Linked DNA regions of Homo sapiens: all the other regions are linked to region 1. A link is a contact called in ENCODE Hi-C or POLR2A ChIA-PET data. All regions are on one chromosome and are shown on one strand. Each heading gives the region's core, a stretch centred on a gene start or an enhancer-like site at or near the end of the contact. The rest is flanking DNA. Distances are from core to core; before and after follow the strand shown. Region 1 has its middle 62 kb from the start of LINC02038. Region 2 has its middle 31 kb from the start of HES1. Region 3 overlaps LINC02028 (long intergenic non-protein coding RNA 2028).

Region 1 (3,907 bases), core at 428-2,927:
AGCCACCATGCCCAGCCTGCATTGTGTTTTGTCTTGGGTTCACAGTGTAGGGTTCACATTCGGACCACTGGTGCAGAAGAGGGTAAATTTAAACCCCTTCAAGTCACAAACTTGCAGGTATACGTGCTAAGTGAATAAAAGGAGGGAGTTCAAGTGGCTCACAACTATAATCCCAGCACTTCGGGAAGCCGAGGTGAAAGATCGCTTAAGGCCAGGAATTCAAGATAGCCTGGGCAACATCTCAAGATCCAATCTCTACAAAAAATCTAAAAAACTTTTTAAAGGTGAGGGCAGTGGTAAACAGTATAATACACTGATTTTGTATTTAAAAAGGAAAAAGGAATAGGGATACACATATACCTACTTATTTGCATTGTATCCATGATGACTACATCTGAAGGAATGCACCAGAAGCTGGAAACATTGTTCCTAGAAGTGGAAGATGGGTGATGGGAGGAAGGAGTAGGAGGGAGGATTTCTACTTTATATCGTTGGTACCATTTTAAACTTTAAACCATGAGAACGTATTACCTATTCACCAAAGAATCAATACAATTTGATGTAAAACATCATGCAACCTGTTCCATGGCAGGGTCAGTGGCTCCAGGTCCTGGGAGTAGGAGAGCAGTAGGTTGGAAAGGGTTGTTTTAGAACCTGTCTCAGCCAGCCTGGCTGAGAGTTGTGACATCCTTTGACCTCAGACTGTGCTCCTCCTGCTACCCAGAGTGTGGCCAGGAGTCACAAGCTCATGTTATTTCTTCAAGCAAATGATGATGTACATCGGTTGCTGGCTGGCATATCGTGCTTTCCCAGCAAAGCAACAAGAATGCTTATGTCCCTGTCTGGGATCTCACTGAAGAGGGTTGCAGACCAAACAGAGGGAACCCCAGAAGCTGGTCATGATGGGCTGGGAAAGTATGTGCTGTAAGGGAGGTCTGAAGCCGGGAGACCAGAGGGCTCGAGGAGCCAGGAGCCGTGTTTCCAGCCATCTGAAGGGAAACCAGAAGACAGGCTAGATGAGAGCTGGGTGGACCTGTGTCCTGGGCAACCTGCAGACTTCCCAGAGCCCCTTTCCTCATCCGCAACATGGGACAGTAATATCCACAGCAAAGGTCTCTCTGGAGTTTTCTGGTTTACGACTTAATGCATGCAAGATGTCTAGCACTTACTAGGCACCCTGCAGAGGTTTCTGAGTCCCATCCCCACCCCTAATCATTCCTGTCAAACCACTAAATTTGTTCAGAGTGGCCCCAGTGTGTGAAAGCTGCAGGAAAAGAGACTTGGGCTCCTATTAGAAAAGACTTTCCTATAGACAGAACCATTCAAAGGTGGAGCAATTCTGTTCTGATGGGCATTTTTCAGGTAACAGTGCTTTATTGGAAGAAACTCAAGGCTCTTTTTTCTGGGTCTCTAAACTCATGACAAACGAAGTAGGATCAAAGACCCCTGGGCCCCATCTCAGACATGGCCCTTCGTGGCCCCTTCCACCTCACTCGCCTCTCCATTCCTGTCCCTCCTCCAGCCAGCCTGTGCAGCTCCCAGAAAGGCTCAATTAAGAAGGCATTTCCAGACCTCGCTGCGGCTGGCACCACCACATTTTTTGCATTCTCTGCCTCTGCGGCTCCTGGAGGCATGAGGTGTGTATCTGCCTGTGTGTGTGTCTCTTATCTACCTCAGGAGAAAAGGACACGAGTCTTGTGACTCAGCCTAAGAGCAATTTCCTCCTTTGACTTCACATTTCCAATTGGAGGGACCCTGGGTTCCAGCGATAACCGTGAGAGTGTCTTCTTAGAGCGAATGTCCTTAATTGTGCTCTGACTTTCCAGGGCTTCTGAGCAGGTGCTGTTGGGAGTCCTTGAGAACTCCAGAATAAGTGAGGTCTGATCCATGCTCCAAACGCAACTACAGTCAAATAGAGGGGATACACACTTATGTTCGGTGTAACTCTCACACCAAACGAACCATGACAAATGCCACAGGGAGCTAAGTGCCATAAAGAATGATTGTAAATGTTAGATATAATAATGGCAAGTGGTTATGTTAAAGGGAAAGCAGTCCTTCTCAGTCAGAGATGCATGCAGATGTCTAGGTTGTTTTAAAATACTCTAGGGAAAGCCAGGCCCGGTGGCTCATGCCTGTAATCCCAGCACTTTGAAAGTCCAAAGCAGGCGGATCACCTGAGGTCAGGAGTTCGAGACCAGCCTGGCAAACATGGAGAAACCCTGTCTCTACTAAAAATACAAAAATTAACTAGGCAGGGTGGCGGGAGCCTGTAATCCCAGCTACTCAGGAGGCTGAGACAGGAGAATCACTTGAATCTGGGAGGTGGAGGTTGCTGTGAGCCAAGTTCACACCACTGTACTCCAGCCTGGGCGGCAGAGCAAGACTCTATCTCAAAATAAATAAATAAATAAGTAACGCTAGGGAAAAACATCTTAAGTGTTTTGGGGTGAGATGATATGATGTCTGGGGTTTGATTTAAAACATTCCAGAAAAAAGGTTGGAGAATAGATGAACAATTTGGCAAAACATTGATAATTGTCATTATTAAAGCTGGGCGTGGGTATAAGAGAGTTTGTTATATCATATTCTCTATTTTTGTATATGCTTGGAAAATTCCAGAATAAAAAGTTAAAAGGAAATGAATGGTTAATGCTGACAGGAGGTGTGTGGGTCAGGGACAGCTTCACACAGTAGGTGAGGTTGAAACTGGGCTTAGAAGATGAGTCAGAGATTGGAAGTGGGAGGGATAGACATGATTTGGAAGCTCTTGTTGGCTTTATTTTTTGTCTGTAAATCCTTCTGTTCTCCTGGGTTTTCATAGCAGTGAAAGCATTTCCCCCTCCAGGGTGTGACCTGCCCTTGTTTCAGACACCCCTTTGGATGGGGCCTCTCAGTGAGGCCTTCTTTGGCTGGCAGAGCTGGAGCTGTCGTGGCCCTGACCAGGTCTGCAGCCCCCACCCCGCTTCCTTCCTCCTCTCTCCCCCTCCATGCCCCGTCTGGGGAAAATTATCCCAGCTCCAAGTAGTAAATTTAAGGCCTTGGCAGCCCTCCCACAGATGACTCCCAAATTATCCCATTCCAAGGGTGGGAGTGGGGAGGCCAGAAGTTCAGGCCCGAGGCATTCACCCAGTCGTTTGAGAGCTCCGGGCGCCATCTGCTGACGGCACCCGGAGCTCCAGCTTGGAATGAAGGCAGGGGGTGTGCTGGAATTCACCAACTCCAGAACAAGGCCGGTCTCAGATCTCTGAGAATGAAGGGGATGCACTGTTTGACAGACACCAGGCAGAAAAGGCGAAGAAAGAGGACGTGTGTGCGTGTGCCTATGTGTGTGCCCGAGTCTGCGTTTGTGGATTTATGCATTTTATGCATGGCGACTGGCTGCTGGGCTGGGGGTGTTTTGGAGGGTGTGTTGGGATGGTCTGCATGCTTCTGTCATTGTTCCTTAGGGTGAGTATGTGGGCCGTCTCCAGAGTAAAAAGACAGTAAATAAGAGGTAATCAGACCCAGCTGTATCCCTCCGAGGGAAGTCTCCAGATGTCCTCCCATCGTTAATCCTCAGCCCAAACATGGGTGATAGGTGACTCGGTTGATTGCATTTTCAGCTGGGGAAAATGAGGCATGTGGCATAACCAGAGCCCTTAGTGAGAAGACTGGCTTCACCACAAGCATCAAATAACCTGGAGGCAAAGACCCTGGAGGTCATTGAGTTCAACCTTCTTACTTTGCAGAGAAGGAAGCATGAGTTCAATGAAGGGGAAAGCAAAAGAGATCCTATTAGATTATCCTTCAAGTCCTTCTCAGCCATGAGTTCTGATGGGCAATTCCGCAACTCACCAAGCCCAATATTTGTGCCAGGAGGGTCCTGGGCAGCTGCTCTCCTGCCTTGCCCCATCTCTGCTTTACC
Region 2 (3,907 bases), core at 635-3,134, 380 kb before region 1:
AGATCTTTTAAAACTTGTAGCCCAGAAGGGTTCTAGGCAGTGAAGGTTGGGACCCTCTACACCAGGCGACCCTAAATTTTTCCTTTGCAGTGGGGCTGTGGAGAGGACGTACGTGCATGATTGAAGTTTAACAGGGAAACTTTCATTTCATTTCCTTTTGCTGATTATGCATATCCTGTGGTGTCCTAAAACTCAAGCCTAGGACCATAGTTCAGGCCACATGCCCTGTGGTGACCTCCGTCTAAGCCACCTCTGTGTGCCCTAGATTGAAAACTGTTGATTGAAAAGGTCAGAACAATACCTTCTGTCATGATGGCTGCAGATCACATTCAATCGGGACAGCATTCTAGTGATTCAAAAGACACACACACACTCACACTCACACACACACACACACACACACACACACACACACACACACCCCAAACAGGGACATCAGTGACCTGCGGAGAATGGGGGAGATTTGAGGATTTACCTGGGAATGAAGGTTTCAGTCATGCTACCACCCAGTGGTGGGTGGAAGTAACCTGGTCAGTTAAGCCTGCTCCAGGATTTTGTTTGATATTCAATAATTATCTTACTGCTGCTCTTTGTTCTGGAAGCTCTTTCTTGGCAATGTGTTGAGACACATGTTTTTTCTTCTTTAAAAAAAACACACACAATACAGTGAGACTAAAACTGCTCTAAAAATTGTTTATTAAAACAAAAAAAAAATGTGTGTGTTTGTTCTGCTGACAACAGTGCCATGAAATATAAAACTTGGTGCCCAGGATTTCTTCATGCTAATATATTACATAACTTGAAGGCTTCCCTATGTATTGAACCCCTGTAGAAATTTCCGGCTGAACGTCAACCTCTTCCCCTTCCTCCCAACACACAGCTCTACCTCCCACTCACTTTGCAGTGGACTTTCTTTAGAAGGTCTCTTTTAGATTTTTCTTTTTCATCACACAGAGACGCTGCCATGAATGAAGAGTCTTTCTTCTTACAATTGAAGACTTCAGCTTCAAAAAAATGAGATAAATTCATTTTCTCCTCTCTAAGGTACTTGAAATGTAAGAGTTCATTGAAAGGGGAGGGGGAAACTCATTGTTGAAATTCATTAAGTTTTAGTCTTGACTAAAATGAAAGAAATGGAGATTAACAATTCAAAAATGGAGCTTGTTCATTAAAATTAACTACAGTTACACAGCTTGTCATGCAGTTCACGGGGAATCATTTCTCTCCTGCTTAATTATGATGATGAAAACTCAGCTTTTACTAGGATAAAATGATGTCATCCTTATCAGAAAAAAAAATTGTTTCCCAAGTCTGGCTGCAGCAGTATTTTTCTGGGATGTTTAAAAAAAAAAAGCTTCTAAAGTGATTTGTTAAGTAAAGTTGTTCTCCAGAGCTAGCTCTGTATTGATGTATGTTTGAATACGGGGGGGAAATGTCTCACATAATGAATCCAAGCTTAATAAACCAAATACCAAATGCATTTAAATTTATTACAATTAGGACTTTCGGAGTTGTAAACACCTTAACAGACACACAACTTCAAAATCATTCTGATATTACCGAACTTATATTCAAAATGCCCTGTGCTTTCGTCACATGATTTATTAGATGTGGTGATTGGCATGTTCTAGAATTTCCCCCTCCCCAAAGAAAACACATTTTTTCTTACATGGTTATTGCAGCAGTTATGTATTATAGCTACGAGTGTTATGAAGCACAGCATTACGTTTTAAGAAGCTCCTTCCCTTCCCCATGAGAGAAAGGGACTCTACAGGAAGCAGAGGAGTGGGGCAGCGTGGAGCTACAGGCTCTCATCTCTGGGATGGTTCCAGCTGTAATAAGTGAGCCCAAGACTCTAACGTAACAGGAAAACTCCACTGGCTCCAGTGATTAGGAGGGACCCCGCCCACAAGGACGCTGTTGGCCCCTGTTGCCATCTGCCTTTGGACGTGTTAGGAGGTAAAGAAAGGTCCTTTTTATGTTAAAATCTCACTACCTCTGAAACTGCCCTACAGAAATCCCATCATTCCCCTTCTCTCTCTTTTCTTGGCAACACTAAAAGTCCTTTGTAAACATCCTCCCTGAAAAGCCTCTGTAGATCTGTCCGATAAACTTCCAAAGCGGGGGGCGGGCGAGCGGGCGGGTAGTTTAAGCTCCTGCCTGGGAACAGATTGAATGTAGACAGTTTAAAAGATTATTACATTTGGAGAAGTAGCTGAAATCACCAAGCTTGAAAAGGTGTGAAGGAGCAGCAGAAAGGATACAGTCCTGGTCTGGCTATGCAGGGCTTTTTTTATTTTCTTTCCCTAGACCCCTAAAGCTGTGAGGAATCTTGTTGCTAATCAGAAGGAAGAAACCCAGGCTCTTGGTCCTAAATGCACACAATTATGAAAGCAAAGGCAATGAAACATTAAAAGATGTTCCCAAAGTATGTCAGAGCTAACATACACACCACTCCAACCAAACTGAATTAGCCCAACCAGTCAGAAGTGCTTTTTTTTTTTCTTTTTTTTTTTAAAAAAGAATCTGTTGGCAAATGTGTCTCATTTATCAAATCCTTTCATTTCCCCTTCTCCCCAGCCCTCCTTCACAGGTCAAAGGAAATGCACTGGTCTATTGAAAGATATTGATTTCCTCCCACTGTGAGATTCCTAAGGAACCTCATTGAAAGGAGGGATAAAGATCCTGGTGGGTTTCAGGGACAGCTCTCTTACTTCCTCTTCTCCTACCCTGGCTTCTTCCCATTGGAATGCAGCTAGTTTCTTGACTTTTGGTGAATACTAGGAGTTTCCCAGGAGACATTGTCAGAGACTAGATGGAGGTTACTCCAAGGTACAGTGGATTAAATGCTGCACTGGATGGAGGTGGGACCAGAAGACCCCTAGGACTCCTCTAGCTCTAAGGTCCTGTGGACCAGTCTTTCAATTCTACCCCAAAGGGCCACTTACAGTTCAGAAGCAACTGATACAAGCCTCAGGAAATTAGACTTAGATAGATATTGACCCCCTCCTCTCACCCAGATGATCAAATGGCAGGTGTGGACACTTGTAAGGACAGCAGTGCCTTGTAAGTTAGTCGGGCCGGATGTTGAGTGACGATTGTGGGCAATGCTGGGCTAGATGATGTTGAAACAAAACAAACATGCAGACAAAAACCCTTCTCTTTCTCTTTGAGTAGCGTCTCTTTAGCGAGACCATGACTCTGAGCTCCTAGATGACATACTACATCTATTTTTTAATATTAAATTTTATTGAGGTGTGATTGGCATGAAATAAACTGCACATAAAGTATGCAAGTGATAAGTTTGGCCTATGTGTACAACTGTAAAACCCTCACCACAATCAAAACAGTGGATATATCCCTTCCCTCAAAAGTTTCCTCACATCCCTTTAGGATCCTTTCTGCCTCTCTGGCACCCTATCTTCCCTCCCCCAGTCTCTAGGCAACAGCTAATTTGCCTTATGTCATTGTAGATTAGTTTGCATTTTGGAGAATTGTAAAAGAACGGAGTCATAGAGGACATATTCTTCTTTTTCTGGCCTTTTTTACTGAGCATAATTATTTTGAGATCCATCCATGTTGTTGCATTTATCTGTAGTTTATTTCATTGTATTCCTACATAGTAATCCATCGGATGGATAATATCACACTTTGTTTATCCATTCACTTATTGATAGACATTTGCATTGTTCCAGTTTTTGACTGTTACAAATAAAGCTGCCTTGAATATTTTATGTACAAGTCTTTTGTATCGACATATGCTTTCAGTTCTCTTGGGTAAATACCTATGAATGAAACGGCTGGATCACATGTTAGGCATATGTTTAACTTCTTCAGAAATCATTTCTTGAAATAGTTTGTACCATTTTATATTCCAACCGGCGGTATGTGAGAATTCTAGTTACTT
Region 3 (3,907 bases), core at 405-2,904, 280 kb before region 1:
TCTGGCTGCGAGGCCTAAGCATCTGTATTTTTAAAAGCTCCTCCAGGAGATTTTAACGTTGAGAACCACAGAGTTAGATGAATAGAAGCAGGGAGTCAGGAAAGGGGTGATTAATACTATGCCATGCCAGTGATGGACCAAAGAGCTTAAGCTTTTTTTTTTTTTCTTAGATGGAGGTTCGTTCTTGTCACCCAGGCTGTAGTGCAGTGGTGCGATCTTGGCTCACTGCAATCCCTGCCTCCCTGGTTCAAGTGATTCTCCCATGTCAGCCTCCCGAGTAGCTGGGATTACAGGCACCCACCACCATGCCCAGCTAATTTTTGTATTTTTAGTAGAAACGGGGTTTCACCATGTTGGCCAGGCTAGTCTCAAACTCCTGCCCTCAGGTGATCCACCCGCCTTGGCTTCCCAAAGCGCTGGGATTACAGGCGTGAGCCACCACACCCGGCCTGAGCCTAAGCTTTTCATTTCGAATAAGTCTCTGGATGTCAGAGCTGGATATATACCTTAAATATATGTCTCATTTTGGAGAAGGGAAACTGAGGCTCAGAGGCTTAGTAATGCTATATAGTATTATCCTGGCCAGAAACTTGTCTTCCACTGTATGCCTGTCACCTAAAGAGCAAGCTTGGGAATTAAAAGAACAAACTCCTGTCCATGAATCTAACCGTCTATTTATTTAGTAATATTTAAACACTGGAAATGGTTTCTGGTGGTGGAATCAGCACAGCTTTGTAGCTCTCAGATGTAAAGGCTGTGTCCCTTATTAGCTACTGCTTATTTTTTCTGAGCCTGTCTTCTCATCTGGCAAATAAGAATTAAGAATAACTACTCTCCAAGTGTTATCACAAATGAGATGACAGCAGGTAAAACATGTAGTATGTGCTCAGAAAACTAAATGGAATTATAATTATTAACTGCGTTAAAAAAATCTGGGGATTTATGTAGAAATAGCTGCAGAGGGGATAAAAAGAGCTTCTTGGAGCTTCTTTGCATGAAATATCATAACCCTGCAAAGGTTGTTTTTGGTTTCTATTGATTGAAAACACAAATAAACCCCAACTGAAGCACTCTTATGAAGGAATGAATGGATTTCCAATCTGTGTTTTCTTGTTTACTGTGGAAAATATGCGATCCAAGGAAAACACAGGTGGTTAAACTGCTCAGTGCCTCTATTTTTATCATAAGCAGAGGGCTCTAAGCATTCAAACCCAAATATTTTACTTAATAGAAAATGAAGACTTAACTTCTCAAGGTTAACTGGATCCAGGTTTCCTGTGGCCAAATTTAGATTTTCAGCCATCAGTTGAAATTCCAAAACAATAATAAAAAGCTCACAATTAGCATTTTTAAAGAAGCATTTTCTTTTCATTTAGGAACTTTTGCTTTTTTGGCATCCCTTTTGTTTTGCAAAAATAAAATCTTAGTAGGGAGAGGAAAGCCACCTCCCCGGGTTGGATGCTTGCGAGATGAAGATGGGAGCCCACCCCGCAGGGCCCTGGAGAAGGTGGCGCCCCTCCCCCCTGCCCCCGTCCCCCTCCCCACTCCCCTCTTCTCTCCCCGCTGCCCGCCCCGCCACCCGGGCTTGTGCGGACGTGTCTCGGGCGTGACCTTTGAGCAGCTGCGCCACCGGCTCAGCCTCGCGGCGGGGGAAACCCGAGCTCCCAACAAAACGGTTCCATCTTTGGCTAGGCCTTTGGTATTTCAAGGCGCTGCCGGTGGGGAGAGATGCCGCGTGCCTGAGAGGCTCTGGGAGGTCGCCGCAGCTTTCGCTTCCCGGGTTTTACATTTCCGAAGGGGCTGAACGTCTGCAGAGGAACCGGAGCTGATGCTGGGGCTGGGGCTGGGGCCGGGGCGGGAACCTAACGAATGCACCTCTGGGGAGGCTAGAGGGAGCGCGGCTCAGCCTCCTCCCTGGGTGGGTCCTTCAGCGCTCTTTCCTTCTTTTTTTCTTTTCTGCAGATGTTATGTGGTCAACAGGGACTGAGGCTCTTTAAGCCCTTAAATCTCTAAGGGCTAAATCTCCTTCCTGATATTCGCCCCCAAACCGGTAACGGTTTTCACATGATTCAGATACCTCTCTACCTGCCTGAAGGACTGGAGTGCAAAGTTGAACTTGACTCAGATAAATGCATTGATCCTTCCCTGGGGAAAAAAGTTTAGACATCACTAATAGTAGTTAACTTTTGAGTGCTTCCTCTGTGCTAAGCACGGTTCTAATCACTTAAATGTAATAACTCATTTAATCATCACAACAATTCTATGACATAGGAATTCTTATTTCTGCCTAACAGGCACCAAAGAAGGCCCAGAGAGGTTTAACAACTTCCTCAGAATCACACAGCTTCCAAATGGTTGGGTTGGGTTTACATTTAGGCGGTCTTGCTCCAGAGCCAGTGCTCCTAACCTTTGCAAGCCACGAACCTCAAGAAAGTGGAGAAGGAAACGCTGGGAAATCTGGAAGTCAGACATGGCAAGTGAGGACTTTCTTTTTTCTTTTCTTTTCTTTTTTTCTTTTTTTAGAAGGAGTTTTGCTTTAATTGCCGAGGCTGGAGTCGGCTCACTGCAACCTCCGCCTCCCAGGTTCAAGCGACTCTCCTGCCTCAGCCTCCCAAGTAGCTGGGACTATGGGATTACAGGCATGCACCACCACGCCCGGCTAATTTTGTGTGTGTTTTTAGTAGATACGCGGTTTCTCCATGTTGGTCAGGCTGGTCTCGAACTCGCGACCTCAGGTGATCCGCCCACCTCGGCCTCCCAAAGTGCTAGGATACAGGCGTGAGCCATCACACCTGGCCAGGACCTTCTTAAATGCTCTGTTTTGGTCAGAAAGTGCTGGGACCCCGGGGTGGCACACCCAGCACTCACCAGGAACTAAGTACTTGCTGTCCGTTTTGGACACGTGCTGGCAGCTTGTTGACTCTCATGCCGCCATTCTCAAGAGGGGCTCCCTGGCAACCTCATCTATTGCCTGTTGGAAAGGGACAGGGCAGGCAGGGACAGGAGAGGCCGATGGCAGGCAGTTGGCTCCCAGGGTCGGTCTGAAGAGAGAGGAGAGAGGTGTGAGAAAGAGAGGGACCCACGGCATGAGGGTTGAGGCAGGGGCCAGGTCTTGCCTTGGATGCCCCAGGAAGTATGCCAGGCACTTGGGGGAACTCCTGCCCTGAAACAGTGAAGTCTGCATCCAGCAGGCCAGTTTGTTGATGAACAGGTTTGGCTAGACTGTCGAGGAGTCAGAATTTGTCCCTGTCTAGTTTGTTTCTTTGTATGGAGGTGTGGGCACAGAACGAGTCCTTAGAGGATGCTTCTGGGGAGAGAGCAGTGAAGACCAAAGTTCTAGGATGGTTTGAGAGCTCCCTTCTCTGGCACGTGGAAAAGCAAGATGTGTGCCCTCCCCCAAACACGCGCCACACCAGCTTCGCTTCCCACTGGTCTGAACGTCTCTCTTGGCTAATTCTTCCTCTTGGATTCCATTACCTTTGTGCTAACAGCTCCTACAGCGCCATTTTATATCAGCAAAAAGTACCCAGCACAGTTGCCTGAGTCAGGCAGGAAGAGCTTTGTGCCCCTCCCGCCGCCCACTCAGTACCCACCCACACAGCACACAGCAGGGGTACTGAAAGTGCATCTAGGCCGGGCGCGGTGGCTTACGCCTGTAATCCCAGCACTTTGGGAGGCTGAGGTGGGTGGATCACGAGGTCAAGAGATCGAGACCATCCTGGCCAACATGGTGAAACCCCATCTGTACTAAAAATACAAAAATTAGCCGGGCGTGGTGGCACATGCCTGTAGTCCCAGCTACTTGGGAGGCTGAGGCAGGAGAATCACTTGAACCCGAAAGGCAGAGGTTGCGGTGAGCTGAGATTGTGCCACTGCACTCCAACCTGGCGACAGAGTGAGACTCCGT

The links. Hi-C counts contacts between places; a loop is a spot of excess contacts on that map. ChIA-PET counts read pairs that join two places held with the same protein, here RNA polymerase II (POLR2A). Pooled maps may share reads with other maps.
Region 2: a pooled map shows a loop between it and region 1 (2.1-fold over the local background). The contact joins two enhancer-like sites. A Hi-C loop is called at or near these places in 2 of 50 pooled maps. POLR2A ChIA-PET finds 5 or more read pairs at or near these places in 2 of 52 experiments (PC-9 and endothelial cell of umbilical vein).
Region 3: a loop to region 1 is called in a map of Calu3, with 4 times the contacts of the local background. The contact joins two enhancer-like sites. A Hi-C loop is called at or near these places in 5 of 168 maps with a recorded cell type or tissue (Calu3, endothelial cell of umbilical vein, esophagus muscularis mucosa and 2 more), 1 of 37 single-sample maps with no recorded cell type and 6 of 50 pooled maps. POLR2A ChIA-PET finds 5 or more read pairs at or near these places in 3 of 52 experiments (Caco-2, H1 and endothelial cell of umbilical vein).

Annotation. Positions count from the first base shown.
Region 1 is chr3:193,780,206-193,784,112 of GRCh38, reverse strand. No RefSeq gene overlaps it. Among named protein-coding and RNA genes, the nearest start is that of LINC02038, 62 kb to the left of the region's middle. RefSeq lists silencers at 2,599-2,893, 3,146-3,205. Within about 2 kb of position 1,677, at least 11 of the 41 ENCODE cell types and tissues checked have a DNase peak (open chromatin) inside an H3K27ac peak, as active enhancers do.
Region 2 is chr3:194,165,013-194,168,919 of GRCh38, reverse strand. No RefSeq gene overlaps it. Among named protein-coding and RNA genes, the nearest start is that of HES1, 31 kb to the right of the region's middle. Within about 2 kb of position 1,884, at least 7 of the 41 ENCODE cell types and tissues checked have a DNase peak (open chromatin) inside an H3K27ac peak, as active enhancers do.
Region 3 is chr3:194,056,203-194,060,109 of GRCh38, reverse strand. The region is part of intron 1 of LINC02028 (long intergenic non-protein coding RNA 2028); the gene reads left to right. Among named protein-coding and RNA genes, the nearest start is that of LINC02028, 13 kb to the left of the region's middle. RefSeq lists enhancers at 1,537-1,586, 2,222-3,167. Within about 2 kb of position 1,654, at least 13 of the 41 ENCODE cell types and tissues checked have a DNase peak (open chromatin) inside an H3K27ac peak, as active enhancers do.